Regions from separate parts of the Homo sapiens genome. Here regions 1 and 3 are each linked to region 2. A link is a loop called in an ENCODE intact Hi-C map of the cell type or tissue named here. Cell type or tissue: GM12878. All regions are shown on one strand. Each heading gives the region's core, and the rest is flanking DNA. Links, peaks and the distances in the headings are about the cores only.

Region 1 (10,667 bases), core at 1,861-6,860, 160 kb before region 2:
TATTTAAATATTTCAGAGGCATTGTGGTAGATATAAAATTGGCCACAATCTTTTCTTTCCTGTATCCACTCTATTTTCAATGAGATTTTGCAGCTTTTCCCATCAAGAGATAGAGTCTATTGAACAGGCCTTGGTCCTCATGTTTGTCAGTAGACTGTTGCAGGAGTAACATTATGCCAGCACTGAGCCTTGAACTCAAAAGGTCTTCAACTCCCATTCTTTCTCTTGGGATTCTCCCTTTACCATGTGAATAAGTCAGAGCTAGTCTTGAGGAGGAGAAGAGACCACAGGGACCAGAGGCTCATAAGCACAGTTGCCCCAAATGAGGCAGAGAGAGATGAGAGAATCCAACAGCAAAGGCCAGGAAAATCAGACCTATGAAAAATCGCAACTGAGACCAGAAGAGCTACCCCGCTGAGTCCAGCCTGTGCACAGAATCATGAGCCAAAGAGTTGTTTGGGGATGGTTTGTCTCTCTGCAAGAGATAATGGAGACAACCACAAATGTTAAAGAATAACACATTGGCTAATACCAATGATTGTTAATATGAAGTTAATTCTTCCTCAGTGTCTAGGAAGATTTGCAAAATTGTCGCAGAGTTTGACACAGCATATTCACAGCATGCATTTAATTCTATGGAGCCCAAGTATATTTTAAATAGCATAACTGAAATCACATGGTATTTAAGCAACCTATCTAAAACTTTCTAAAATTGTTTTTTTTAAAAACTCTATTTACAAAAGTGCCTTCCTTGTGAAAACATTAAATCAAGGTAAAATTCCAAGATTACTATTAATCAAAATGTGTTTATAGTTAACAGCAGTCACAAACATGCAATGTTTTAAACAGTTTAATTTTTCTGGGTACAGAGTAAATGTATATATTTATGAGGTATATGGGATATATTGATACAGGCATACAAAATATAATAATTACATTGGGATAAATGAGGTATCCATCACCTCACGCATTTATCCTTTGTGTTACAAGCAATCCAATTATACTCTTTAAAATGTACAAGTAAATCAGTATTGACTATAGTCACCCTATTGTGCTATCAGATAATAGATCTTATTCCTTCTTTCAAAATATTTTTTGTGCCCATTTAATCATCCCCTCTCCCCTTGCCCTACATTTCCCAAACCCTGGTAATCATCATTCTACTTTCTATCTCTGAGTTAATTGTTTTAATTTTTAGCTCTCACAAATAAGTGAGAAGATGAAAAGTCTGTCTTTCTGTGCCTGACTGATTTCCTTTAGCATAATGACCTCCAGTTCCATCCATAGTGTTGCAAATGACAGGGTCTCATTCTTTTATGGCTGAATAGTACTCCATTGTGTATATGTTCCACTTTTTTTTTTTTTATCCATTCGCCTGTTGATGGACACTTGGGTTGCTTCCAAGTCTTGGCTGTTGTGAATACTGTTGCAATAAATATGGGAGTGCAGATATTTCTTTTATAAAACTTTTCTTTAAGACCAATTTACTTTCTGTCTTACCTCTTGACAAAAGGCTTTTTCATCCCTATGTGGCTAAGCAATTTAAGGAAGCATTTTGTAATGAAAGGAAAGGAACATTCCCAAAAATCCATAGACTGAAGGACCTGGCCTGACTGCAAGCAAAGTTCTAGAGCAAATGAGGGGGATTCTTTTTAAGATGGTTTGGGTAAATATCGTCTTTTCTTGTTTCATGAATATGGAGAACACTGAGAACAACATTTGAAGATAATGAGGTCCTACCACCAAACTGTGTGATCCTCAAAACTAGAATCCCTCTCTCCACCAAGGAGCCACATCCCACATACCAGCTGAGGCCTCTAGATGTGGTCAATTTACAGGGATTATCTATAGTTAATCTAGGTTAGCAGGAATAAGCCTACGGTAAAGAATCCATGGCATCCGTAGTGGGCATTAGTGAAGCTCAGCTGCGTAGCTCTTTCGGTCTCAGCTGGGATATTTCACGGGTCCACCACTGTCACTTACGATGCCCAAATTAACTACAGATATTGCCATTAATGAGTCTGAGAATATTAATCTATTTTTCAGTTACAGTGACTTCACCTTTGAAAGGATATTGGGTATCAAATCAAACAGGAAGAAGGTTATAGACAAGGAAAATCTGGACATGAATATTTTAGCAGTTCATTAAAATTAGATCACAAGGCCATTCACTTTGTGTCAACTGGCATTGGCAGATGGTACTCATCTTTATCTCAATGAGTATTAGAAATAATTTTCTCTAGGACTGGAGACACTGGTCATATGATGGAGAAGGTGAGAAAGAGATAGCTTTTGTAGTCTTCTACAGCATACCTTTTATGTGGATGTCAGGAACTATTTCATTTGCCTAAATGGCTCTTTGCCTCAAATTGTGTATAGGACTTAGTATTCTGAATGTGCTACTTCCTATTTTTGTCCAGATATTGTGAGATGGTGATGACAAACTACAAGATGAATGACTAACTTGGCTCTATATGGCTGCTTTAATGGACAAGATTATACATGAAATACTAAGAGAATAAATTTTACTTCTTTTTGGGATAGTCAGTTTCTAAAGAAAATATTAATATTCATTTAACTTTAGTACCTGAAGTAACCTTTTATTTATATTATTAAGTGGTATCCTAAATATTTAATTTTCATATAAAACATGGGTTACACAGAAAATCACCTTGGCTTATTAATCTTTTTGTCCATGTTTTTAAATGTCTCTTCTTACCTAACATTAAGAAGTCTCCTTTTCAATCAGTCCAAAGTAATCTCGTCCTGTTTTCAGAGTCTTTGTATTCTCTGAAATACTGAAAAGGCATTATCCTCCCTGCAACCCTAAAAGGAATCTCCCTTCCTTGTGCCATTTAAGTACTTAGTTTGACCCTCGGAAACCTCTCTAAGTAAATGGTGAAGACTTGTTCTACATTAGCTGATTGCTAGTGTAAATTTTCCAAAAGATTTAGTACAAGAGTTTTCAGAGTTGCTTCAAATTTTCTGTAGACTGCTTAAACCTGGGTGTGTGCATGTATGTGTGTGTGCAGGCGCATGTGAGGGAGTGGTGTATATGTTATGATAAAGGTAGCATTTCACATCAGGAAATAAATATTAATCATTTAAAAACATTCAAATGTTCTCACAACAACTAGTCAATTATTTGGAAAGAGTTAAAATATTCTTAGACGACATCTCACATAACAAATGAATTACTGAAGAGCTAAAGAGGTATACTCAAACTGAATATATTGAAAACAAAGCAAAACAAAAATAAACAATTTTTCTAATGACAGAATAGAAAAATGGCCTTTTTAAGTGGACTTTTAAAATCAGTGATAAAATTAAGCATGGATAGACTTACTATTTAGATACTAAATATATCAGTGTCAAAATTCTGATAAAATCAAAAAGAGACAAGCTTAAGATGTGGTGATCAGCTCACATACTGGAAAATATATATATGCCAGAAGAATGGCTAATATTCTTAATTCACACAGATATTATAATGTAATTTATAATGTAAGAATGAAATAAATTGAAAAGCAATGTAATTTTAACATATATAACGATCAGCTGTACTATTAATTACAGAAATACAAATGTAAGCAATGTTTTTTGAAATTAGAAATTGTTTATATCAGTATTAGGTTTTGTTGTACTTTTAAACTATAAGCTATCATTTTTATTCCTTGCTGGCCAATATGTACATTGAGCCAAATTTTCTGGAAAACAATTTCACAAGGAAGGTTCAGTACCTAAAGGTAATTTTGCCCTTTGATTAGTTCTAGGAATTTATGCAGAGAATGCAATTAGAAGTTAGCCAAATTTCTGGGTGTGGTAGCTCATGCCTATAATCCCAGCACTTTGGGAGGCTGAGGAGGGCAGATAAGTAATCTGGAGTGTGAGCCCAGGAGTTTGAGAACAGGCTGAGATACACAGTGAAACCCTGTTTCTACAGAAAAAATACAAAAATGATCCGGGTATGGTGGCACATACCTGTAGTCCCAACTACTCGGGAGACTGAGGCAGGAGGATCACTTGAGCCTGAGAGGTGGAGGCTACAGTGAGCCATGGTTATACAACTGCATTCCAACCTGAGAGAGAGAGAGAGAGGGAGACCCTCTCAAAAAAAAAACAGAAAAAAAAAAAAGCAAGAAGTTAGCCCAAATAATTCTGTTTAAGAATGTTTCTCACATTGTAATTTGTGGTGGGGGAGGACCACTTCCAGAGTCAAGAGTAAATGATAACATTTAAAATAGTAATTCGTAATGCCCTCAGACAAGGCAGTACTATGTTGAAAATCTCTAAACTATTTAAGGATAATAGGACATGATCACAGTGTATAATTATATAATAAAGTGGCTGTAAAAAAATGTGCAGTATAATGCCAATTCTATAAAAATATCTAGCTGGTTTTCATGGGGAAAATATTTAGAATGATATACAAGAGATGTTTATAGTTTTTAACACCGGGTGGTAAAATTCAAAGGACATAAAACTTAAGTATTCATAGATTTAAGCCATAAATATTATAATATCATTACCTTTTTACAATCTCATACAGCTAATAAATGACTGAGCCAGGATTTAAAATAAGATAGTCTTGTTTTCCAAACAGTTTTTCCATTTTGTTACACTGGCATGACAATAGCCATTCAGGACTTCACCTTTTTTAGCCCAATAACCATGGTAAGAAGCATTTCAGTTTCTTTGTCCTAATATGCACTGATCACTTTTGCACCAGAAGCTGTGGTAAGCACTTTATATACATTATCTAATTTAAGTTTCACAATAATTCAATGACATTAGGTAGTAATACTCTCATTTTGACAAACAAGAAAATAAGGAATTAACAGAAACGTTTATTGCCCAAGTCTGTAAGCTAGGTGGAACCAGAGCTGCACTGTGGTGTGTCTCTTTAACTGTAGACTCGGCTTTTCTGTGTCCAGTTCAATCTCTGAGATATACTCTCAGATTTATCTCTTTCCAAAACCCTGAAACATTACTCTGAAGTAAGGCAGCTCTAAATTGTGTGGCTAATTTACAACCTCCTGTAACTAGATTGACCTGTTTGTAATTTATTCTTGTATCAACAAACCCCTAAGTAAAAATAGATAATTTGTTACAAATATAATATCACTAAACCTCAACAAAAGTAGTCAAATAATAGAAAGTTTCTATTCCTTAGGATCAAATAATAATAAGTAGACTAAATATTTTCAACTGAATCTATTACAGTATGGGAACTCCCCTTACCAATCAAAATATGAAATAAGCAGCAACACCACCACCATCACAAAACAAATAAAACTGCACAAAAGCTCCTACAGCTGCCAACAGTTGTGTGTAGAGCTGCAATATGTCTATAGCAGAGGGCTAGGAAGTCATGACATGAGACGATTTACCTGAGAGAATGAAATTAGGTGAGAGATGGATTTGTTGGGGTAGATGCCTTTAGTTCCCAGAAAGACTATAAGGGGAAAAAAATGTGCCTATTTAGGAAGTCGTATTTCATATATGATACAAAGAAACAAAAAATAAGTCAAAGGTGTTTTCTCTCCCCTGACACTAATGTCTCAGTAATTAAACACATAGAGGTTTCTCGAATCACCAATTTGTTTTTCCCATGAGTACTTAAGAATTTATTTTGGAAGATATATCTCCTAAGCCTCCCTGAAGGATGTTAGCTCTAAAATGAGAGCTGCAATAACTTCTCTGCAAAAAAAGTATACATAGTTTGATGGGATGTGAAAGTAAATTCAATAAATTAATGTATGGGCATTCCAGTTAAATGGTGCAGATAATGGTTCTACTTGATATTTAAACATTCAATCAATCACAGGCTCAAATCAAATAGTTCTCTAGTTGTTCAGACATGAAAGCAGCCAGAGAAGACAGATCAGAAACCGTGTTATTTGAGCATACTGAAAGTCAAATCTACCTCCTTAATCTGTCACCTCCAAGCCCTCCAGGCTGTGAACACTGGATTGGAAGTTTCAATATTAATAATAATAATGTTAAATGATTACAACAGCTAACATTTACCAGGGATCTTAACAGGGATTTTAATGACTTCTACTTTTCTATCATCACAACTCTAAAATGTAAGGTCTATTTTTACCCCCATTTCATAGGTGAGGAAATGAAGGCTTAGATGGCTACGTAACTTTCCTGTTATCACACAGCTGGTAAGGAGGAGGCAGGAATTATATACAGGGACCATGCTGTCAAGCACTGTGCTACACTGCACGTAATGGAGGTGTGTGCAAGGGACTATAGAAACCATGAGACAAGTGAATTGGGTAGTTAGGGGTCATGTTCACATTACTGGAAAATTATGTTTATTAGGCAGCATGAATATTGTGGGTTTTTTCAATGTTTTATACTTAAGAAAATATAATAAAATTGAGGCTCCTGTGCTTAGTTAGATCCTGATAAATTTTAAAACACTTGTCCCTAGCTTGCGGCTTATAGCCCTTCATCTCCCCATGTCATCTTTCTCCATGTATTTCCGCACACAGCCTTCTTAACCTCACCAGTCAATCAAAATATGAATATTTTGAGGAATTATCACTGTAGAGAAGAAAATACCTACAGAATAAAGCACTGTTGTGTTTACTGAATAGTTTCTGACACTTCTGTTTTAAAAAACTAATTCTTGTTTTGTTTGTGGTGGTTGACTTCTTGCATGATGCAAACCAGGATTCCAGATGAGGGTTTCAGTCACGGAAACCCATTTGCTTTCATTAATCCCTTCATGCCACAGACAATTTAAACCTACATATTAGAGTAATATACCATTTGTTCTTTAACTGTTTCAAACATTGTGTGAAGTTATTTTTTCTATTTCTTGAACCTGCTAGAAAATCAATTTTAAAGCATGCTTATTAACTCAAGACCATATACATTAAGTGGTTACTTCTTAGGTTCAGTGTCTTGTCAGTTCCAATTACAAGCTGCCCTACAGAGGCATTTTTAAAACAGAAATAAATGTAATCCTCTGTTGCATCTCTTATGTGGATGTTAAGTAAATGAGGACAAAAGCATTCAATTTTATTTGCTTGTTTACCTTTAGGTGACAGTTAATTCCTGTGCTCTCAGATTACAATCATATCATTATGTGCAGCTCAGAGACAATACAATGCAATGTCAAGTTGAACACAGGCAGGATTTTTCAGAAACCACAAAGCTTTCCATTATACCTTTCTCCAGTGAACAAGAAAATGAGGCAATTTCCTTTAAAACCAGAAAAAAAAATTACAGGAATTCCTGGTGAACTCCACTCCGCTATCAAAAAAGTGTTACCTAGTTCACCGTTTAAAAAGTTAGTATTTTCCAGACCACTATTATCAAACTGAAACACACCTCCCACCTCCCATGTTAATCTGCCCAGCTCAAATGGCACATACAATAGATTATTAATAATTGACAGTAAAATCATAAAAATGTCACTGACGTTATATGATTAAATGTCACTTAGGTGACTCATGCATAGACATTAACCAATGACACATGAAAGCAGCCCCCTATTCCACCCTATAACCAACTCCTAAAATGAAATTAATAAAAAATACAGATGTTCTTATAAAGAGATGAGTTATCTTTAAAAAAAAATGATTATTCAAACTCTGGCATTTAGAGAGTAGGCTAAAAACCCTCCAGTCAAATGCTTTGTGTAGCACTCAGTATGTAACATTCTAGTTAATGGAAAAAGCAGGCGGTGAAAGGGAGAACTTTCAGTTGTCACACTGAAGAGTGCTTTAAAGAAGATTGTCATTTGAGACTGTTGTCAGCAATGAAGGATTCCAAATGCAGCTGAACTCAGAATTCTGACTGTGGTATGTTTAAAAGTGCATCAATCTAGGAATTCTATACTATTTTTCTATTTTCTTAAACATATGTAGAGAAGCCAATTGAGAGAAATTAATATTGATTTCAGAATTGGAATTGAGTGTATCTGTTATTTCAAAATACTAGATATATATTTTAAAGTAAAGTATGATCTAAATGTGTTATTTTTAAAATATCTGTGTTTATCTTGCATGTAAACCAAATATCACCTCTGAAGTTTTGTCTTTTTGAATGTATTTATTGATTTCATTGAAATAATTACAGCATCTACTCTAAAATGGTTTTTTATTCAAAAACATAAAATATATTTACCTTTAAAATATTTTCAATTTTTCTTAATAATTTTATACAATATTTTTAACTGGTTTTCATCAAAATAGAAAGTCAGAAAAACATCTGAACTTAAAGGAGCATATCTCATAGTGTTAAATGTTAAAATAAATAAATCACATCAGGTACGAAGTTCACTATGATGTAAGCTAGGGAACAAAATGTTTTCAACCTGCTGTCTTTATTTTCTCACAGTTTTAAAGGTAATAAGAAACTTAATTTTGATTCAGTTCTTGTTTTGGTTTAAAAATGTCAGATGCTTCCATCGGGAAAATTTCCATTTCTACATCTATGTTAAAGATAAGATCATGTAGCATAGATAATCACTGATATGGAAATAAGTGTTCTTTATGAAAAATAAGTACTTAAATGATTTCTTATATAATATTAGAAATATAAAAATCAGTGATGAGAAAAGTTCTACTCAAATGTATTCTCTGTAAATTACTTCCACTAAGGGAATATTTAAAGTTCACATATAAAATTTAAAAATGTTTATTGTATTGAAAAACCAATAGAAAATCATAGTGTATGCTTCATCACAGACTATTCTTTTAAGAATTGGCTTTGTGTCTTCATTAGATAAACTAGAGAACCTATGATTTAAATAAAAAGTAAAAATTGGTGGAAAGAGAATAATATAAGATGGTCTAAGAAACAGCACTTAGTATAATACCATTACATAATGAAAATTCAATTAATATTTTCTTTCCTTCTTAGTTTTTTTTATTTTTTAAGTTTTGTAGAGTATTTACATTTGCTTCATGATTTTTATTCTTCCCGTGGATACATGTCTTACCATATGGTATTCAGCATCACACTTTATCCGGTTAACTAAGGTCAGATAGCTCAGGTGTTTTGGATCCAATCTGAAGTCCAATTTGAAAAAAATTAATCTAGCTTTTTTTGTAACTCTATGATGGTACATTGCTCATTGAGCCAGATTTCATAAGACACTTCATAGGAAACTATTGCTTCCCCCTTAATAACACAAAATCAATATGGGCAAAATTAATCACAGAGAAATAGAGTCTGTTAAATTACCTAGACCAATTCATTGCTTGAACCATCTTGAGAGAAATACAAACTGCAATTTTCCATACTTACACCTAATTTTAGCTAAATTAATACATACTCAGCTATCAGTATAAAAGGAGCTTCATATTTGAAAACTTTTCAAAAGTATGTGCTGCATAATTATACTTAATATTCATAAGAAATATGTATGTCTATCATAAAAGTAAATTGATAAGCAGAATTATCACTAATTATTAAATTAAAATATAAAATAAAATTATCCTTGGACTTTTCTTTCAGTAAAATGAGAGACTAAATTCAGTGATATTTAAGGTTCAAATCTCACATTCTAAGAAATTCTGGCTACATCATCTTTAAACAAAATGTGTGTGTTCCCTTCCTAAACAGATACAACAGTGGTTGCACAGCTACTGAATGTCAGGATTACCTAGAGGGCTGGTTAAAAAAATAGATAACTGGACTCCTCCCCCCAGAGCTTCTGATAACAGTAGCTTCAGTTGAGGCCTGAGAATTTGCATTTTTAAGTTTCCAGGTGATTCTGATGCTATTGGTGCAGATAGCACATTTGAGAACCATTGTCTTAATTCTCCCCTTAATATCTTCAGTGCACACTATTTTGAGAATTCACCATGTGCCAGACTCTATACTAATCTGGGTATGCATTGATGAATAAAATAGGCAAAATCCCTAAGTGTGCAAAGCTTGTAGTCTAGTGGAGGAATAAGAAAATAAGCCTACATATAATTATCTATTTGAAGTTGTCCTAAGTGGGTGCAGGGTAGAAGGGGAGTTACTTGAGTGATCAGGAAAACAGCTTCTCAGAAGGTATTAAGAGCAAGAAATGAAAGATGAGAAGTCAACAGAGGGAAAAGTGGAAGAACGTGGCATTCAAGGCAGAAGAGTGACCTATGTGAGGGCCCTGGTGTGGAAAGTATCCAGATGTGTTTGAGAAGCTATGTGCTTATATGGCAAAAACACAGAAACTGAGCACAAGGATGGCCAAGAGGAGAGGTGAGAGAGAGGTGAGCAGACACAATGCTGCAGGGGTCTATGAGGAGGAGTTTGAATTTGATTCTAAGTTTAAAGGTTTTTGGACGATCTCTGTTTTTATAAGATCACTCTGCCCCTTTGGGTGGGGAAACAATGTCGGAGGTGGGGACGACACTACAGTAATACAACTCAACAAAGGTGAAGGTGCCTGGCCAAGACTGGTTAAAGGTAAGGTGAATATATCAGACAGTTTCCCATATCAGAATGGGGAAACCATTTAGATGTCTATCTACAGAGGTGAAAGTTAGAAAAATCACACTGGAATTGATTACTTAATGACAGGGAGATGAGTCAAAGTCAAAAAAGCAGGCTAGAAAGCTGTTATAATTTTGTGTGTGTGTGTATGTGTGTGTGTGTGTGTGTGTGTGTGTGTGAGAGAGAGAGAGAGAGAGACTTTTAATACTGCTGAGGAT
Region 2 (10,667 bases), core at 3,754-8,753:
TGCAGTAATAATTATTTTATTCTCTCGGTTTCTTAAATTCTTTTATATATATATATATACAAGGAGATAGAGTCTGTGCTCTGGAGCTAACATTGGAGAAACAATGTTTTGAAAGGGGAAGACACCAGGCTTTGGAGTTGGATATAGCAATGAACATTTGGATTGCCGCATCATGACTGTATAACTATCATTAAGCTTTTTCCTCTCCCTGTTCTCTCTTCTTCTTCTCCCCTCCTTCTCCTCCTCTTCCCCCTCATTCTCCTCCCTCTGCTTGTCCTTCTTCTTTACTTTTGGGTCTTCATTTCCTCACTGTTAAAATGACAATAATAATAGTTCCTATTTCACCATTGTTGTAGATTGGCTGCCTGACACATGACAAGTGTACAATAAATAGCAATGGTCCAGTTCATTGTTCTTTAAACCCTCTGAGCTGCATTTTCTTCAGTTGGGTAATGAAGCACTAGCTCTGTTCCTTACATTCATTTGCTTTTGAAGTACCCTATACCCAGGATTGAAGCAAATCTAAGGAGAATGACTTGGGAAAATCATACTTAATAGTAGGAAACAGAACAGTTATTTGTGCTAAGTAACAAGAAATGTCAAGGTTTTCACTTGATATTTGATTTTTTCCTCTATAATCCAGTGATGATTTATGTCTGTTGATTCATCATTTAACTAATAATGGCTATATTAGTTTAAATGGATAAAAATATTGATAGTTTGATTAAAATAATAGAATCTAGTGTGTGTGTGTGTGTGTGTGTGTGTGTGTGTGTGTGTGTGCGCCTGACATTATGTTCTGTTTAATTTTTGGCTGCGCTAATTTGTGCTTCAAAATACAAATGAAAAATTAAGTTTTACTTCTCAGAAGAGGTCATATGCTATTTAAAGAATTTTTTTAAACTTTCTGTTTCTTGATTTATTTTTTTCCAAGTATTTTCAAAAACCACAAAGCAAAAGAGATAAAGCTTAAATTCTATTACATTTGTTTTTTAACATGGGAAAAATTAAAAGCATTTACTTCAAAGTGATTTTTTGAACTTTGGTTTCCTGGTTTTTGAGGATTAGATCAGGATGGCTGTTAATTTTTCTTAATAATGAACTGTCTATGTTAAAGATAAATTGGGATTAGAAGGAACAAATTAAGCCAACTAATGAAAAGAGTTTTCACTTTGTCAGACAGGGGTCAAAACTACCTTACAGTGTTAAAATCGTAACACAAAGTAACTTCCTACTATACACACTATTAATTCCAAGAAACAGAGAAATTAACAGTAAAAAGCAAGGACTAATTACCTTACTGGGTGACTGCATCTCATAAATAACTTTTCATCCGTAATTAGCTTCATTAGGGAAAAAGTAAGAGATATTTTGGCCAGAAATACATTACCCTAGAAACAGCACCTATATCCTTAGTGTTGAGGATTTGATTCCTCCTCTGAGTTAAAAACCAATTCAAAATGATCCACAATGTGCTATATTTGTGAATGGCACGGTGTTGAAAAATAAAAGTTTTCTTCCTGGCAGCGTAGAACCTAAGTTAAACCTCAAAGTTATCATCATTGCAGTAACTTCCATTGTTTCAGTTGTCTGTTGCCACATAGCCTTTTACTCCAAACTTAGTAGCTCAGGACAACAACTTATTATTTTTAATGATCCTGCAATTTAGATTAGGCCCTGCTATGTGATTTTTCTGGTCCATATGGTATCTGCTGGGGCTGGTGTGTAAGAGGGCCTCTTCAATCACATCTGTTTCCTCATATGGAATTATTGGGATAGCTGGTGTCTTCAGCCTTCTTCTCCTCTATGTGCCTCTACCTGGCTAGCTTGCTTATAGCAGTATGATAGGACATCTTACATGTCAACTGGCTTCCAGGAAGACAAGCCCCTATACACAAGTGCTTATCCAGCTTCTGCTTGCATTTTACTTGCATATCCAATCTCCTCTTGGTGAAGGCAAGTCAGAGTCAAGGTTGGAGGCAACTACACTAGGGTATGTATACTTGGAGGAGTAGTTCACTGTGGACACCAGTTTAACTGCTACCAATGTAACAATCCTCCACTTCTAGCAAAATGCCATTCTGCTGGGAACATTGTAATCTTCATCAGAATGGGTAAAGCAACTGAATAGCACTCAGCATGTCTCCAACTTGGTATATAACCTTACTACCATTTAGAATGATTTCTCCCAGTAAAATCATAGTAATCTTTTCTTATATCAGAGCTCGCCTCTGTGAAACCTTTGTTGACTTCTCAGTCCTTCACTCTACAATGTTCCTTTAGCTGTTTGTGATTCCTTTCATTACTGCATCTATTACATTATTCCTATCTATCTATCTATCTATCTACTTTCTTTACAAGACTAAAAAATTCTTACGGCCAAGAATTGAATGTACTTACTTCTGATTCTTTCAATCCTTAGGTACAAAGTTTGGCATGCGTTCATCCATAAAAGAAATATGTATGGAGGACCTAATATTTTAGACAACGTGATAGGGAGACAGACCATTAGACTATCAAGATGCATTATTCCTTTAATAAACTGTTGAATTAAACCTGCTATTTTTTTTTCTTTTGAGACAGAGTTTTGCTCTTGTTGCCCAGGCTGGAAGGCAATGGTGCAATCTCGACTCACCGCAACCTCCGCCTCTCAGGTTCAAGCAGTCCTCTTGCCTCAGCCTCCCGAGTAGCTGGGATTACAGGCGTGCACCTCCACGCCTGGCTAATTTTGTATTTTTAGTAGAGACAGGGTTTCTCCATGTTAGTCAGGCTGGTCTCGAACTGCCGACCTCAGGTGATCTGCCCGCCTTGGCCTCTCAAAGTGCTAGTACTACAGGCATGAGCCACTGCACCAGGCCTAAATCTGCTATATTTTATTTAGGAATTTCCAATGGGATTTTAAGTAAAAATAGTTTGTAGATTTTTACTTGCGCTGTCCTTGAAGGGTTTTAGTGTCAGAAATTATGCAAATCTCACAAGTAACAAGAAGATAAGTTCAGTCCCCATCATCATAGTGTAGATAGTATCAAGTCTGTTCCAGTATGAAATAGCAGCCCAATAAACACTTGTCAGAAGAGTGGATGAAAAATTAATGATAATAAATATATCAAGAATGGCCCACAAATAAATGTGTTGAATATAAGATTTAGAGGTATGTGGTTCTCCTTATATAATTAATTGTAAAAACCAGAGTTTAAAACTTTAATTTTCTTGACAATGTTTTAAAGTATTATTTGTCTTCACTGGCATTTCTCACAGGACAATTTGGAGTACTTTACATCTTCAGTTTGGCTTCGCATAGAAGAGTCACTTTAGTTGGCCACATAGATTCCTTTATTATTGTCACTTGACATTAATCAGGAAAACATGAACTTTCAGAGAAAGTCTTACTTTGGGAGGATGAAGTCTATTACTAAATCCTGTTTTAGGATATCCAAACTATCCAAACACTTTTCTTGTGTACATGTAGCTTTTATTATCACACAGTTTTATAAAAAACAGTTTATAAGGCATTTAGATAATTACATACTCTCTAGCTTGTAATTAAACCAAAACTCTCTGCCCCTCATTGTTAAGTTTTTGGACTTTGAAGGCATTTAGCCTTATGCCACTAGGCTTAGTCGAGATATAGTTTTCTTTTCTTTTATTACATTGTTGAGTAAGGAATTCTGTGGTAAATTTATAAATGAAAGTGGGTTATAGTGTCCTTGCATTGGCCTTGTTACACTATGCTGTATTAAGTCAATATTACGTTAATCTCACCAAGCAAGTTGAATTACTTTAATTATTTTATATTTTCTGAAACATACAAAAGGCAAATTTGTTATTTAATAAGAGTTTCATAGAATCAACCCATATGACTATTCAGGCATTATGTCATTCTGAGGTAGATATTTACATTTTCTTTTTTTTTTTAGTTAATGCACTGGTAATTAGTTTTTTGAAGAGTACCTACCTATTTTTGAGCCATTTTTTGAAAAGTCCTATTTATGTAGGTAATTGTTTATTATATATAAATGTTTTAACTTGTCAACTGAAAATTATTGATAGGATGTTTAGTAATGTTAATCTCTTCAGTACAGTGTTTGTACATCTTTTATTTGGGGTGGTGGAGTCTTCTCTCTTTTCTCATAACTAGACTTCATAAATGTTAGTCAATATTACATGTTCAAGAATCATTCTATTTTATTGAAGATTTGAAAACATTTTATTGTTTATTTTTGTTCTTTCATTTTATTTTGTTTATTTTATTGTTTTTGTAGCTTCTTTGAAGGAAAAACTAAAATATTTTCTTCTATATAAGGCAATATTTATACATTAAAAATAAATAAAATAGTGAGAATCATGATCAATATAACAAATAGAGAAGAAAAGATGAAACAAATCATTAAACAAATTTTTAAAAGTGTGTTTGTATTTATCTCCAGACCTACCTATCTATCCATCTATCTTTCAATTATCTGTAAGAATAATTGCCATTTGGAAACTGGAACACAGATTAAACTTCAAAAAATAAAATCCAGCTAGATGATAATGAAAAGAAACACAACTGAATTTAAAAAGCTGAAAAATGACTGACACTTGAGGAGTAAAAGCACATATATCAAGAAAATAGTAACAGTAAAATCAAATGTCATCAGGTTAATATTAGGGAAACTAGAGGCAAAGAGGAATACTGCATACTAGTAAATGAACTAACATGTCAGTATAATAATCATGATCTCTATGCATCTTTAAGAAGCTTTAAAGTATAGATAGCAAAAAAATGATAGAAAAGAACTGAAAAATCCATAGCCAAAACATAAGTAAATATATACAGTATTTAGACCGGGCATGGTGGTTCACGCCTGTGATCTCAGCACTTTGGGAGGCCGAGGCAGCCAGATCACTTGAGGTCAGGAGTTCAAAACCAGCCTGGCCAATATGGTGAAACCCCGTCTCTACTAAAAATACCTCCCCACCAAAAAAAGTTAGCCAAGCATGGTGTCGGGCGCCTGTAATCCCAGCTACTTGGGAGGCTGAAGCAGAAGAATCTCTCGAACCCGGGAGGTGGAGGTTGCAGTGAGCCAAGATTGCCATGCTACAATCCAGCCTGGGCGACAAAGTGAGACTCCATCTCAAGAAAAAAAAAAAAAGATACACAGTGTTTGACTGTCATATCTGACATCCTTCTTTAAAAATATGTACAAACCAGACTGGATGCGGTGAGTCACTCTTGTAATCCTAGCAGTCAGGAGTTCGAGACCAGTCTGGCCAACATGTTGAAACCCTGTCTCTGCCAAAAAATACAAAACTTAGCCGGGCGTGGTGACACCTGCCTGTAATCCCAGCTACTCAGGAGGCTGAGGCAGAAGAATCACTTGAACCTGGGAGGCAGAGGTTGCAGTGAGCCGAGATTGTGCCATTGTAGTCCAGCCTGGGCAACAGAGTGAGACTCCATCTCAAGAAAAAAAAAATTTATATATATATAAAATATATATAATATATAAATATATAAAAAATATACGTTTTATATATATATAATATATGTCTGTCTCTATATATGTACAAACACACACACACACACACAAACCATATGCCCAACAGGAACACAAATATTATTTTCAGGCACTTGATACATTGACAAAACTTATCCACACAATTTAGCCACAAATGACATCACAACTTTTTGCCTCAAAGCAGAAATCAGGCAGGACACATTTGTGGACAATGCTGAAATAAAATTAGAAATGAAGAACCAAAACTAATCTACACAATAAAAAGTACCTAAAAATCTACATCCTCTTTTCTAAATAAGTTTTGTGTTAATGAACTAAATTTGTAAACTAGAGAGAAACAACAGTGAAAGCATGACATGTCAAAACCCGTGGGGACAAGTTCTTACTGACTGTTCTTACTGAGGCACACTTGCCAGTCACCTTCTGGGTGGCCCACAGACCCTTCCTACTTTTGGCAACTACCGCCTTTGGACTTGGAGTTCCCCAGGACCTATGCCTTCCTCCTTCCATGTGATTGGGCTAGTGCATGTGTTGGTGTATGTTTTCCTTAAATGAGATCCTATCTATTTTCCATCTTTATTGAATTCTTCAATTACGTTAAAATATATGTTAGATGAGACGTATCTATTTTCTATCACTCATTTGAGTACTAAGGCTGCAGTACAGGCAGTCCTTATTTTTTTCTTTTAAGCATTATAAAACCATAAGATGTTAGAGTCGACAGGGTTTTTAGAAATCATCTTGTCTAAATCCCTTATTCTATAGATGACCAAACTGACTGCAAAAAAATAGTGAAGAGACCTGCCTGAGATTACCTGCCAGTCAGGTGCAAGGCTGAGATAAGAGCTCAGCTCTCCTAACTGATTTCTCTTTTCTCTTTACCTCTTTACCATTTTTTCTCTTTGCCATTCCACTTCCGTCTGTACACAAAATATTCATTCTTCAGAGAACTCTGTGGACAGTTTAGGCCCTTATATTGAGTGTAGCCAGTTTGAGTGAATGATTGATCCATTATGTATGGTTACTACTAAATGATGATAGCAGAGAGAATCCTGAAAATCTTTATGTATTAATAACATGATTTTGTAGATGTGGGGAAAGTCTAAAGATTATCTTACGAAGTCCTTTCATCAAGTGTGAACAGTAGATATTATCATTCACATTTTACAGACACAGATGCTAGAAATCAGCAAAACTAAGTGCCTCATAGAACTAAAAAACTTGGCAAGGCATGGTGGCTCACGCCTGTAATCCTAGCATTTTGGGAGGCCGAGGCCAGCAGATCACCTGAGGTCAGGAGTTCGAGACCACCGTGGCGAACATGGTGAAACCCCCACTTCTACTAAAAATACAAAAAATTAGCCAGGCATGGTGGCGGGCGCTTATAATCCCAGCTACTTGGGAGGCTGAGCCAGAAGAATTGCTTGAACCTGGGAGGCACAGGTTGCAGTGAGCCAAGATTGTGCCACTGTATTCCAGCCTGGGCAACAGAGAGTGAGACTCCATTTCCAAAAAAAAAAAAAAAAAATTAAATTAAAAAGACAAACTTGAACTTGGGGTTTCTGCCTCCATGTCCAGAGTCTTGATATTCACCTCACCTCACCTGTGTCAATGCAACCTGTGTTCCTTTTAGAATATCCTCGAACAGAATCAGAGTGGGAAAACAGCTTCGCCCTGAAGATGTTCCTCTTCCAGTTTGTCAATTTAAACAGTTCCATCTTCTATATCGCTTTCTTTTTGGGAAGGTAAGTCAACTTTTTGTACATTATCTTCGCAGAGTGAAAAACACAGTCAATAGTTTAATTGACGATTACTGTTCTTACTCAAATGATTTCTGACAGCCACCAGCAGCTAAAGTTGGCACAAAAAAATAAAACCTATTTGCTGCATTTGAGCTGAATTATGTCTGTTTCATCATCAGTAACAATTTTGTTAAAGAAGCAAAGAATTTTTGTGTGACCTTGGGTTATAATTCCTTAATGTGGAAACCTCTTCTACCTATCATCTTAACATTTTTCCACCTTTAGTGCAAAATATGAAAAAAGCAGCATATTAAACTAATGATTCTGCTTTGCCATATGCTTAACACTCCATCCAATGCCATGGAAACATACTAAAGATAGAAACATTTTGGATCAAACAATGCAGCACATTATTGTAATAGTCATTAACTAGGTCAACAAAACGTTAAGACTCTCTATGTGAGGGTCGGAAATGTCATCCAGTTGGTTTGTCTGTACTTTCTTGACCCATTAGTTCACGCATCACTTTTTCCTTTGTAAGTCAGATACTTTGATGTTTAAGATAGCAGAAGTCAACTGGGGACAGATTGCACCAGTGAGCGTTTATGTCTACCCACACATGCACTCGTTGTGATGCCTAAGTAGATGTTCTTCAGTGAACCCCACTTAAATGCTAATGAACTAAAATGTCTTCTTACAGATTCGTAGGCCACCCAGGAAAATACAATAAACTTTTTGACCGGTGGAGACTGGAGGAAGTAAGTAACTTTGGGAGTGTGGGTGCAGGAATGGGCATGGATATGGGCCAGTTACTGCGGGAGGAAGGGAGCTGAAGAAAGGAGAAGTTCAGGGAACTTTATGGATATTGAAGACGACACATTGTTCAGAAAGGAAGCAACTACATCTTTTCAAAAAAGGGGGTGAACTGAAAAGTTAAACCCCAAGATTCTCACCTCAGCTCTATTTTTTTAATCACATCAATTTCTTTTATTTACAGACCCCAGGAATTTAGCTCCAGTAATTTTCCTTTTTTTTTAAATTATTATTATTCATTAGGTAAATTTTCAAACTTTTAAATATGTTAGGTTTCCTTTTAGTCCAAAAGACATCATACTGGAAACACCAACATGTAATTATATAAAAGTACCTGCCTAAGACTCATATTTCTTTATTGATTTACAATATGTATGTTATATGGAAAAACTGCCCAGGAGTAGTATTGTTGGGTTACAGGATAAGCATATTGTATATTTTCACTGAGACTGAGAAATGGGCCTCCAAATGCCACCCCTACCTAGACTGTGTGAGCCTGCTTCTTCAGTATTTAGCCAATGGTAGAATTTTCACTTTTACCAATCTAATAGCCAGTGATTTTAGTTTCTATAATTATGAATGAGATGGATAATATTTTTCATATTTTTCTTGAACATTTTATATTTCTGTTCATAGCCTTGAAGAACAGGGCATAGCAATAAAACATAACAAATATTTTATCTTTGGAGACTGGCAGTCTATATTCTAATTCTTCCCACCCAGATGCATGATTTAATATCTATAAATCTCAGTTTCCTCTTTTGTAAATTGGTGATAAGAATAGCTATCTTGCCTGGCCCTGTGGCTCACACCTGTAGTCCCAACACTTTAGGAGGCCAAGGCAGGATGATTGCTTGAGGCCAAGAGTTTGAGACCGGTCTGGGCAAAATGGTGAGACCCTGTCTTTATTTAAAAAAAATAAAAATTAGCCGGGTGTGGTGGCACATGCTTCTAGTCCCAGCTACTCAGGAAGCTGAGGTGGGAAGATCCCTTGAGCCCAGGAGTTCGAGGATGCAGTGAGCCATGATCGTACCACTGCACTCCAGCTTGGGTGAGAGACCAAGACTCTGTCCCTAAACAACAGAAAAAATAAAGAATAGCTATCCCAGTAATACTGGTGATTGGTATATTAAATTAGATTGTGTATGTAAAATAATAGTTACAATTAATGATAGCCATAATTACAAAATTTAAAAAGTGCTATGGTTTGTTTTAGGATATTTGTGAACTGGCTAAGCTAGACTTGTGAATCTTTTACTACAACTATATAATATCTCACATTAATATTTTTTATGAAATCAATATGAAAAAGTTTTTAATAATAGCTAAGATTTATTGAGGGCTTACTACATGCTAGTGTACTCCAGCAATTGTTTCTAAGTGCTCTCTGTATATTAATGCATTTAATCCTCACAGTTCTATTATTATATCCATTTTACAGATCAGGAAACAAAGTCACAGATGTGCAGTGCCTGCAATTGCAAATGTAATTTCCCTACAATTGTACAAACATAAACACTGATGAAGTTATGATTTAAATCTTTTCAGTGTAGCTTCAGAGTCTGTGCTCTGAACACTGTGCTTTCCAGCCACGAGTAGGATGGCGTGTAGGTATAATCAAAGACATAATGAAAATTTATTTTGCTGAGAAATTGCTGTCTGATTGCTGGCTCACACTTCTATGCTGGATTTAGAGTAAGCATACTAAAGTAAGTGAAGGAACCTGGGTATTGGAGTCTGACAGTTCTTTCTGTCACTTAGCTTTATCATCTGCAGAGTGAAGATACCAACAACTACCCTGCCAGGTTCTCACAAGGAGTAAGAGAAAAATACACTACAGCATCTAGTTTGGCTTGTCCAGGGTGATATGATTTGGGTGGTGCAATTGGAATGAATGCCTGTGTCTTCTGCACACTCACTCATGCCCTTTTACACATTCCAAGTATGGGCTTTTTCTACCAAATGAAATTTAGAGTTTTGATAGACTGGCTTTAGTGCAAGACCACCATTATGTGAATGGACAAACCCACAAAAACTATTGGACCCCCTTCTCTTCCTTATAAATCATAAAGTCATCAAGGCTTAATTTCAACAAAATTATAAATGGCCTGTCTTCCAGCCACCCCACTTTGGCCTATCCTTTGTGGGTAGCGAACCAATCACATGATCCTATGATCATCTTCTTTTTCCCATCCCACAAAATAATGTTTGTGTTAAACCCACACTTCAAGGCAGCAAACACATTGGTAAATGGAATTCATCCTTAGTATAATATAAAAGAGCAATGGATTGGGGAAATGGGGACAAGCCTTTCATTTCCACAGCACCAGTCAACACTGTATGGCCTTGGGCAAGTCAGCTTGCCTCTGAGTCTCTACAAAAATGAAGAGCTTCAGCTTGCAGCTGTGATCTGTGATTTGCCCCCGTAGCTTAATAATTACTCTGCCTCAGTCATTCCAGTGAACCCATTTATCAGATATATTTGGGAGAGTTCAGGAAATGCTAAATTCATCCTAGAAAAAGAGGTTTGCTTGGATGCGAGAATTTAGACCTCTTCATGCAGTAAGCATGACCATTTGCAAATCCTCTCTCAGGCTCAGATTAGGGAGTCTTA
Region 3 (10,667 bases), core at 5,305-10,304, 80 kb before region 2:
TGAATAAAGTAGTTCCTTAGTAGTGGATGGAAAGTCAGATACAGGCAATTCCTTTTGTATATAAATAACCATTTCTGGACATGTGTCTGTGGTTTTTCCCATTTTAAAAATAAATTTAAACATTTTGTAGCTAAGGCCTATTTTAGTTGCAATCTGTTTTTCCATGAAAAATATTTGAAACTAAAAAGAGCACACATTCAAAATCATCAGCTATAAAACTTGCTTAGCAAAATTCTTGTATGGCAATTTAAAAAATTACACAATAGGTATTGGAGACATTTGTATTTGAAAACAATGTCACTGAAGGAAACAATTCTAAAAGCATAGATTTCCACATGGTTTCATTGTATGATAGAAATTATTTCAGCAGCAGAATTATATCATTGAATGAAATATGACACAAGGCACAAATATTAAAAAAAAAAAAAACAGATAAAAACAGAGCTGTGGTTGATGTGTGATGGGGAGTTACCCAGTAGCAGCCCCCTCTTCCTCCCTCTTCCTCCTTGCTCTATTTGGAACACAGGAATCATAGAAGATTGTGAGTACCAGTGCTCTAAGGCAAGGACATTTTTCATTAGCCTCTTTTACATGGCACCAGCTCCTTCTTCTCCTGACACAGATCTGAAATCTACTTTTACTTAGGTGACTATACTTCGCCAAATAATATTGTTGCTTCTCTTAACCTTCAACAATGTGTAATTTAAAATATCATTATCTATATCATACTGATATAGATAATACTGTCTATATCAGCTGATTTGTCTGTGCAACCCTCTGTCACCAAAATCATAAAGGTCCTCTACTGTGTTAGTAACATGTGCTAAAAACTTTGCTCCACCCCACAGAGGAACACTTGTTCAAACAAACAAATGTTTTTTTTTCAATACCTATTAATATAATAAGTTTCCATCTCACAGTAGAATACTATTATTGTATGAGAAATGAATGTTCTATTGATCTGGGTTTCCTAGGAGAGAGAGATAAATAAAATGAAAAAATTGGAGAAGTGATGCTTGACAGATGATTATTCCAGGTCTGCACCCAGTAGAATATGCAAAAGATTTAATTGGCACAACACAGAGAATGAAGCAGAAAGAGAATAGTTTTCAGAGAAGAGAAGGCTTGTTAAGGAAATATGACAAGAGAATCTTCTTCTTATCAAGAATCACTGCTCAGTGCAATATGCCCAAACGAACTTTAAAGTGCCCATCTTTATTGCAGGAACAAAACTGTGTGTGTTAAGTAACCGTCTTTAGAAGATGGAGACCAAACAGTGGTAAAGAAGTCAGGAAATTATCATTTTTAACCAGGCCTTTAATACCGGCAGTAGGTTAGGTGAAGAAAGCGCAACTGAGTAGTTATTCGAGCTGCCTTATTTCTCTGCCATTTCAATTTAAATGATATTCATCAACTAGAGGGGAATTAAACGCATTAACTCTCTTAGCATCCTTCGATACTTCCTGCGATGGGTACTAGTGAAGCAACACACAGCTCTACCTTTTAGCAGCTTACAATCGTATAGGGAGGAAAAGGAATGGAAGAATGACTGGTAATTACCATACATTTTTGTAAGTTTAGGGACAGCGTTAACCAGGGTAAGTGCCATGTGCTTTGGAAACTGCAGAGTTGAGCTTTGTTGAGGAAGATGTGACATAATGGTGCACATTGTGTCTAGCATAAGGGTGTCTGGTGAAGGGTGCAGATGGAGAGGGAAATCTAACTAACCTGCTCTCAGCACCCACCCAGAGGGGAGACCTTTTCTTAATTTTCATGAAAGCTATATGGTTTAGAGCAGCTCTGTGATGTGAAAAAATGAAAAGGGATGCTAGTAGGAAGATGGAGAAAAGCCAGGTTTATGAGCATGTTAAGAAGTATGGCATATACCTAAATACATGTGACAGAATTGCCCCATATTGAAAATGTTTAAAAATAAACAACATTACCATCATTGGATTAATTAACAAGCAGGAGTATTAGATACTTTAGATGGAGCTGAGGAGGAACTGAGTGTAGCTTCAAGTTACCATCTGAAATTCTGACTAGGTGTGGCATCAATATTTGTAATATTGCTTATGTTGCCTTAACTCAGTCTAAGGATTTGCTTTCTCATGCAGGCTATACTTTGGTGAGAAGATTGGACTATACTTTGCTTGGCTGGGATGGTATACTGGAATGTTGATTCCTGCAGCAATTGTTGGTTTGTGCGTTTTCTTCTATGGATTATTTACAATGAATAATAGTCAAGTAAGGTAGGCTATTAAGAGACCTATTAAAAATATTTGGCTTGTCTTCTGAATGGGCAAAAGTTTAATGATAATGCTGACTATAAAAAATCAAATGGTTGATGATACTACAATTTAATTTATTTGCTATTTCTGTTTTTTGGCTTTTGTTTTTGGTAGGAAGAGAACACAATTATAAAAGGTCATTTTAATACTTTTATTTGCAAACTATCTTGAGTAATTTCTAAGAATGTTTATGTAAAATTCCTCTTTCCAGTATATACCATATAATTCAAAAATTTGATAGCTTTGTGTGATTTACATTTGCATAGCATTTGTTAGTCTAGAATGCCCTCTTGATATATTCATTCAAATCATTATAAAAGCTATAATTTATAATTTACAAAGTCCTTCCAAATACCTTGTTTCATTTGCTATAACCTTCACTACCACCCTGGGAGATGCATAGCTCTTTTTGCACATGAGGGAACCTAATATACTTAAAGATGTCTAAATAAAACAATTATACCACATAAGTCCTGCTCTAAGCAACCTCCTCTACTCTCCTGAGTACGTGACAAAACGTAACATACTTTCTACCCTATTATTACTCTCTGGAGGAACAAATATTTATAAATTTTACTTAGCATCCACTTAAGATATGGAATGGTAGTGAAATCGGATTTGACAAAAGTCAAACATATATCAAAATGGTGATGCTTCTGTTAAAGTTGAAGTGACTTGAGATTTGGAAATAGGAACAGCACATTGTTATTCAGCAAGGACAAGAGTCACCCTAGCATTAAATAATCTTAACAGCATGTTCTATTTAATATATCACGAGTATATTATCAACTTTGACTTTGTATGGTAAAATTAAAAATATGAAAAATATCTCTCCCCTTTCTTTCAAAGCTCAATGCTTTCTTCTCTTTTGGTCCATTTTTTAACCATGGCCTTGCTACTGAATACTGAACATGACAGTTAATGCTAAGGTTATATGCTTCATGAGATCATAACAATTAATTTCCCTGAATTTTCTTTAACAAATATAATATGTATATGTATGTATAAGTATAACAATTATGCTTAAAAACAAAACAGCTTTATTGTCCTAGAATTAAATCCTATTCAATAACCAAGTTGCTTGATTTGATATCTCAAAGTCCCCTTGTTCTTCATGAATGCCAAAAGATAGATAGCATGAAAACAAAGAAACACCTACTGCAAAAACCCATTTCATCTAGTCTTGGGTTTATTTCAGAGTTTTGCAAACTCACTACCATCCTGCAAGGTAGCATCTTCCTGAACAAACTTCGGCCCACCGGAAACATCCATCCTCCTTTTCGGCATTTCCCCGTATTCTGTTGTATCAGTAACATCCGGGGCTCAGAAGAAAGGTTGTGGTTTAGAGTTACAATGAATTGGAAAAAAAAAAAAAACACTTTTAAGATAAATTTTAAAATATGGGAAATGATTCTTCAACAGCTACTCTTCAAGTTGGTCCCGTGGAGAACATATTAACAAAATGTTAGCATATGATACAGACTTCCCCACTCCACCACTACAAAGCTGAAAATGAACAAAGAGGAATGAAGGGAATAGATTTGCTGTTTCTATTGATTTATATACCAATAGAGTAAATTAGGCTCTTTTTGTATGAGATAATTATTCTCTAACCTTTGGTACAAGGAGTGTTCTAAAAGGCATTAGTAAACTCTTTTCTTCAGTGTTGTATGGCATTATATTACTCCCACTTCTGTCACACTATAATTAAGATCCTGTCAGACTTTCTATTCTAAACCAAGATAAGCAGCACTGAATATCTTGACTGAAAATTTGGGGACTGAAATTTTCCATTCAAGGTGTCAGACGTGGTTGAGTTGTAGGTGTTATCATGGTGGGTGGGGGAAGGAGAGCAAGCTTTTATTTTGTGTGGACTTACGTTAGCATAATTTTATTAAACTCTTTTTTGCTTGTTGCAGGGTAGAAAAATGTTCCAAAGATGCAGATGTGGCTCTATTGATCATGTTTCTACAAGTTATGTCCAACTAAATTAAGATCATGTTTCTCAATTGCCCTGCACTTAATTATAGAAGTATATAACAATCAGGTTTTAGATGATTGTATATACATACATGTATATATTTACATGTATACACTGGTCTTACATAATCAAATATGGCCATATCTGTGCCTGGGAAAAGATACAGGAATTTGAAAATGAACAGGCAGACACGTGTGGCCTGGTTTTAAGGCCCTGGGTTTCAGAAACCAGGAAGCAGAGCTGAAGCCCCAACTCTCTGGCCTATTATTGCCTCTTCAGCATCAGAACTCACCAAGAAATTAATGTGGTTCTCAATATTGACCAGATTTTTAAAAGTCGTTTCTTAGAGGATTTCCAAGCCCTCTCTTGACACTGTCCTTAGCAATAAGCTTCTTCCATTTATCAAGTCCCTGTAATGTGTAAAGTACATTGTAAAAATTTTTAATCTAATATCCCAGTTAGATATCCCCATACAAGATGAAGAAATTGATCCTTTAAAAAAAAAATGACTTTGTCAGGCAATATATCTAGTAAGTGGTCAGCTAAGTTTCAAGCCTATTTCTGATTTTTAAAATTATCAACAGTATTAACAATTATATGATTATGATTAATATATAATTATTACAGAAATAAATTAACACAATTAATTAATGTTTTATTAATTTATATTTAATTATCAATTGATTATTAATAAATATTTATTAGTGATGAGAACACAGAGTGACATCTACCCCCTTAATAAATTTTTAAGTGCACAAGACAGTATTATAGACCACAGGCACAATGTCATACAGCAGTTCTCTGGAATTTATTCATATTACATAACTGAAACTTTTTATCCGTTTTACCCTCCATTCCCTCCTTCCCCTAGCCAATGGCAACCACCATTTAACTCTGTTTTTTATAAGTTTGACTATTTTATATACCTCATATAAGTTGAATTATTCAGTATTGGTTATTCTGTGACTGGCTTAATTCACTTAGCATAATTTCCTCTAGGTTTATCCATGTTATCACATATGGCAGGATTTCCTTCTTTTCTAAGACCAAATAATATTGCATTACACATATATACCACATTTTCTTTCTTCATTCATCAGTCAATAAACATTTGGATTGTTTCCAAATATTGGATATTTTTAATAATTCTGAAATAAATGTGGGAGTGCAGACAGCACTTCCAGATCATGATTTCATTTCTTTTGGATATGTATCCAGAAGTGGGATTGCTGAATCATATGGTAATTCTATTTTTGATTTTTTGAGAAACCTCCCTACTGTTTTTCATAGCAGTGGACCATTTTAGATTTCTACCAGCAGTGTACAGGATTACAATTTCCCCGCATTCTCACCAATACTTACTCTTTAAAAGAGTAGTAGCAATCCTAACAGGTGTGAGGTGATTTTTTATTGTAGTTTTGATTTGCATTTCTCTGATGATTATGTCTGATTTTAAAAGCAATGATTTATCCATAATGCCCTACTGGTTTTCCTTAAACCTAGTTTCACACTTTTCCCCAAAAATGTGTACCACAAAGCAAATATTTTATCTTCCATTCTTTATCATGTTAGCTGGATTATAAGGAAGCATGAGAACCCTCAAGTGAGTGGGTCCAAACATCCACCTCCATATAGAAAATTTATCGCTACTTTTATCTTTAATTGGTAGTAATGATTATTTCTTTGGAATCACACTTGATGTGTATATTTAGCAATAAATACAAAACAAAAGAAAACCACAATTTGAGTGGTTGTTTGGATTGTCAAGCACTGCAAAAGAAATTAAGAAACACTCATGATGGGAACTCTCTCTCCCTCTAGTGGTTAAGTAAAGTCAAAGAAACTTGTGATACTCTTAAATATTTTAGACTAAAAAATGTCAAAAGTTTTGTGATGATTTTTGTGTACCATGTATCAAGTTGAATGTTGAGTAACTTTCAGAAAATGAATGTAATGATTCTAGCAGTAAAAAGATTCTGGAATTCTAGACTTGGTGCTTCAATAAATCTGAGCTTTTGATTGACTCCATTTGGAAATTGAGAAAGATTATGTCATATAAACAAACTTCAATACCTTTTTAGTATAAGATTCTAAAGCAGGACAAATTGTATCATTTGTGAAACAATGAATTATGTTAAAAAGCTCATTTCAATTTTTTTCAAGAAGTGTGTTAATAGTTCTTATTCCTACAAATTACTAGTATTGACATAAGAGGAGATATAATCTTCTCTTTCTTTTTGGTTTTTAAAATGTGTAGTTTACCTGCTTTCTCCTACTTTATGTAGACATCCTGATTACTAGTAAGATGATGAGTGTGAAAGTAGAAGAGCTATAGTATATGTAAGACCCATTTCATCATCGTGATCACTAATAAATTATTACTTGATAGAAAAGTTCCCTTAAAATATGAAACAAACTGTATCTCTCTTTTAGATATAGTTGATGGAGAACTGGATCTACAATCAGAAAACCTAAGCTTGGGGTCCCTGAAGTACCTCTAGCTAGCTCTATAATGTTGAGCAAGTTCCTTAAATTGAACATTGTTTTTCTCTTTTTACTGGAGATAATTGCCATTACCCAAGATTGGAGTGAAGACTAAACAATTTGACAGACATAAAATCATCTTTGCCCGCTGTAAAGCATCATGTTACTATGTGGTATCATTACTTACTATTGATCCCCACTTTGGCTTGAGATTATATACATCCCATACTTGAAATACACATGGAAATTCACACGCATTCTTTTTTTTGGTTCAAGTACAAATGTGTAAAAACAACAAATCTTGCTGTAAACATTGCCAATTAAACTTGTATTAAGAGCTGAATCCAGACACATTTTCTAAAGCCTTTAAATTCCTTTCAACATTTCTAGAGAAGAGTTAATTCAGGGGATACTAAATGGGAAAGGGCCATGTATGAGAGGAAAGGGCACAAAGCGTCCTGCAAATAAGTTGCTGAGAACTGTGAGTCTGAGGCTCTTCGGAAATTGTTATTGATGTGTTAGTGCTGTCACAAAGTCATCTAAAATGTATGCTGAGAAATTTTCTTAAAGGCAGTGGACATAAAACTGAAGAGATGTGTCATAAAGTTACATTCTATTAGAGAACATATTTACATAAATATAAACTATGGCATGTCATTGTGACAGTGTATGTCAAGGTGCTGCAAAAAAAACCCAACAAGCAAACATAAAAAAGCAATTATTTTAATCTCCAATGAACATTCTGCACCAACAATATGTACTGCAGTGGGTGTTATAAATTGTGTGATCACCAGACTTGAGAAAACCAAATAGGTTTGATTCCATCTCAGCCACTTCCAAGCCTGCGAGTTTGGCTAAAACTCCATTGGTATACCGCACAAGATTATCCTGAGTGCCATGAAATCATGTATAAAAGTGTCATTGTAGACAAAGTTTCACCATTTATCACACAATTATCTTGACAGCATTTTCTAAAATTAAAGAAGGAATCCCAAACTTTTGCATCACAAATATTCTAAAGTGTTTGAATTGGAGTCACACCACAGTGCCCACCACTCCCCACTATTCCCATTTCTTCTCCTTTTCCTCTCTGCCTTGCTGGTTCCAACAGGATTTGCTGTAGGGGCTAAGTGAATTCTTAGTCACAGTTTCATGCTATGTTTTGTTTTGTTTTTGTTTTTGTTTTTTCTCAAGCCAAGAAATTTGTAAAGCCACTGAAGTCTTTATGTGCCCTCTCTGTGACAAGAACTGCTCCCTGCAGAGACTCAACGACAGCTGTATCTATGCCAAGGTGAGTGTGGACCCTCACATTCTCCTCCCTGAGCTGTACTGAGAAGCAGGCTGTAAGAAGTCCTCTAGTCAATAGCTTTTTACCAAAGTTAAGTGTTCTCAAGAGTTTCAACCTTAATAAGTGCCATTGACAACTGAATAAAATGTCAGTCTATTGCAATTAGAAAGCGAGTATACTTTTATTTGAACATTTTTGTCTTCCTTTGTTTTTATAACTGATTTTTGCCACCATAGATAAACATAAACTTCCACATGTAATTATATCTAGATTCTTTTTAGCAAACAATTACTTCTATTGCTACTTACTAAATGTGTACGTTACATGAAAACTTATGAAGTTAAAATACTTCTATCGGTACGGAGAAAATGAAATAACATTCAAAAAATCCCCAAATTGCTGCCTGTTAGAATTAACTGAACGGCTTTTAAAACTCCTGAAGCTCAGATCAACCCCAGAACAATTAAATCAGAATCTTTGGGATTGGAACATGAATATCGGTGTATTTCAAATTTTCCTGGGTGATTTCAATGTTCCTTCAAGTTTAAGAAACACTGAATTCTACATTATTATTTTCGTTTGTAAAACAGTTTTATAGAAGTGTAATTAACATGTAATGAAATGTACCTACTTAAAGTGTATGAATTGATATATTTTGTTATATGCGTGCACCTGTGAAACCGTTAGCATAATCAAGATAATGAACATATCCTCTCCAAAATTTTCCTCACGCCCTTTCAATCCCTGCCTCCCTGACCTTCCCCTGTGCTCTAGCAGCCACCTGCTTTGTGTCATTATAGATAAATTTGTATTTTCTAGATTCTTGTGTAAATTGAATCCTGTGTATTTATGTATTTTTTTCTGGCTTCTTTCACACAGCATATGTATTGAGATTCATTCATAATGTAGCATTTATCAATAGATCATTTTTATTGCTGAACATTATTCCATAATATCTATACCCTGTTTGTTTATTTCTTTACCTATTATCAAAATTTTGGATTGTTTCAAATTGTTGCCTATTTTAAAAAAGTCTTCTATTAACATTCATCTACAAGTCCTTATATGGACAAATGCTGTCATTTCTCTTGGGTAATTACCTAGGAGTAGACTGGTTGGATCATGTGATAGGTATATGGTTAGCCTATGAAAACCCTGTTAAGCAAAACTTTTCCCATGTGTTTATATCTTTTACATACCCACCCATGGTATATGAGAATTCCAGTTTTCTGTGTAGTCACCGAGCCTCGGTGTGGTCAATCTTTATGAATTTTAACAATTCTAATGCTCTTTCTGTGTACGCTACCCAAGTCACTGTGCATAATGAGGGCTCCCAGTGGCTGGTCTGACTCCAGTCTCTCAAGTGGTGCTTTCCTTGACAGATGGTTTCCTTGCATACATACTCACTGAGTACTGCCTAGGTTATTCTTCTCTACACCCTGGGAACTCTTCAAGGCAGTAATCTGAGGAGTAATAATGTGAGCGTTGTTTGTTTTCCGTCTCTCAGGGATCATTGCCCTTTTTTGCCTGATGTCTACCATCTTGTAATCTGTTGTTTTATACATTTTGTGCATTTTGGGGGTGTTTCCAGCATAGGGATAAAATCAATCCCTCTTACTCCATCTTTTCCAGAGTGGAGGTCTCCATACAATTAATTTTGACAAGGCTGGGTGCAAAATCCAAAGCCACTCAATGTCCTTACTACAAGAACATAACTTAGTAAAGTTAGTTTCTGATTTATCTTGAATGAAGAACATGTGAAAAGTCTGTTTCGTTTATACTTTAATTTCAGAACAAATGTTTAGTTTTTCATTCTTTTAAATGTTCCATAAAGATGATAGAGACTTAGAAACATGGTTATCTTGTTTGGAGGCAGCATTTTCTCATCACTTTTGGCAAGAACCAAGTGTGTTAAGAGTTATTAGATGTATACACATATGTCTCTCTCCTAGCCTATGATTTTAGACATAAAACAGCCTAGGAATGCCAAAAAAATCCAGATACTTCTTCTTTCACTTGGACATATCTAATAACACACATTGGCATTATTTTAACACTGAAGACAAGAAATATCCACATATGGCAGAGTGATAAAGTAAGGAAGCCGTCCAAGGAAACACTACATCTAGGTTGCTTTTGTCATCATGCAGTAAATACATCTCTTCTTTTCTGAACAGAGAAAGGTACATTTAAGGACAGGGATGACTCACAAAGAATTCACTTAATAACATGTATAAGGAAGGTGGAAAAGTTAGCTTGCAAAGGAGAATATTGCCTTATGGAAGAATACAAGAAATACAACCCACTAGGATGAAATGTCTTTTATTTGTTCCTCTGACTAAGATAAAATGTAGCTACTTGTTTTATACTTTAAAAATAAGAGTTCCTCTTCCCTTATTGGATGGAAATCAACAGTCTATTTTACTATATATTTTTGAATTTAAATAGCTAATAATTTATTGATGGGTAGAATCAGATATAAGGGAGCAGATTTTTGCCAAAGGTACAAGCCAACCAATCTAGGATCATCTAGAAACAAAATCATCTGGACACATGATCTAGGGACTTCTCAATTCAGTTCCTTACAGAATCCATTACTGCTTGTGACAAAGAAAAATAAATT

The links. Peaks named below come from ENCODE experiments on the same cell type or tissue, not always from the same donor. Only the 100,000 strongest peaks of a DNase experiment are listed, where the experiment ranks them.
Region 1: it touches region 2 in a loop (2.0-fold over the local background); 2 of 110 quality-filtered maps call a loop at or near these places.
Region 3: a loop joins it to region 2, with 2.0 times the contacts of the local background. A loop is called at or near these places in 5 of 110 quality-filtered maps.

Annotation. Positions count from the first base shown.
Region 1 is chr11:26,466,306-26,476,972 of GRCh38, forward strand. All of the region lies in intron 4 of ANO3 (anoctamin 3), which reads left to right. Among named protein-coding and RNA genes, the nearest start is that of MUC15, 100 kb to the right of the region's middle. In GM12878, for the core only: a CTCF peak has its summit at 4,877; no DNase peak of the experiment used is centred there.
Region 2 is chr11:26,627,073-26,637,739 of GRCh38, forward strand. ANO3 (anoctamin 3) reads left to right here. Exons shown (of 27, transcript NM_031418.4): 19 at 7,132-7,243; 20 at 7,941-7,998. Among named protein-coding and RNA genes, the nearest start is that of MUC15, 60 kb to the left of the region's middle. In GM12878, for the core only: no CTCF peak of the experiment used is centred there; a DNase peak (open chromatin) is centred at 5,779; H3K27ac peaks cover 812 bases.
Region 3 is chr11:26,545,299-26,555,965 of GRCh38, forward strand. It overlaps ANO3 (anoctamin 3), which reads left to right. Exons shown (of 27, transcript NM_031418.4): 12 at 2,118-2,252; 13 at 7,951-8,047. Among named protein-coding and RNA genes, the nearest start is that of MUC15, 22 kb to the right of the region's middle. In GM12878, for the core only: no CTCF peak of the experiment used is centred there; no DNase peak of the experiment used is centred there.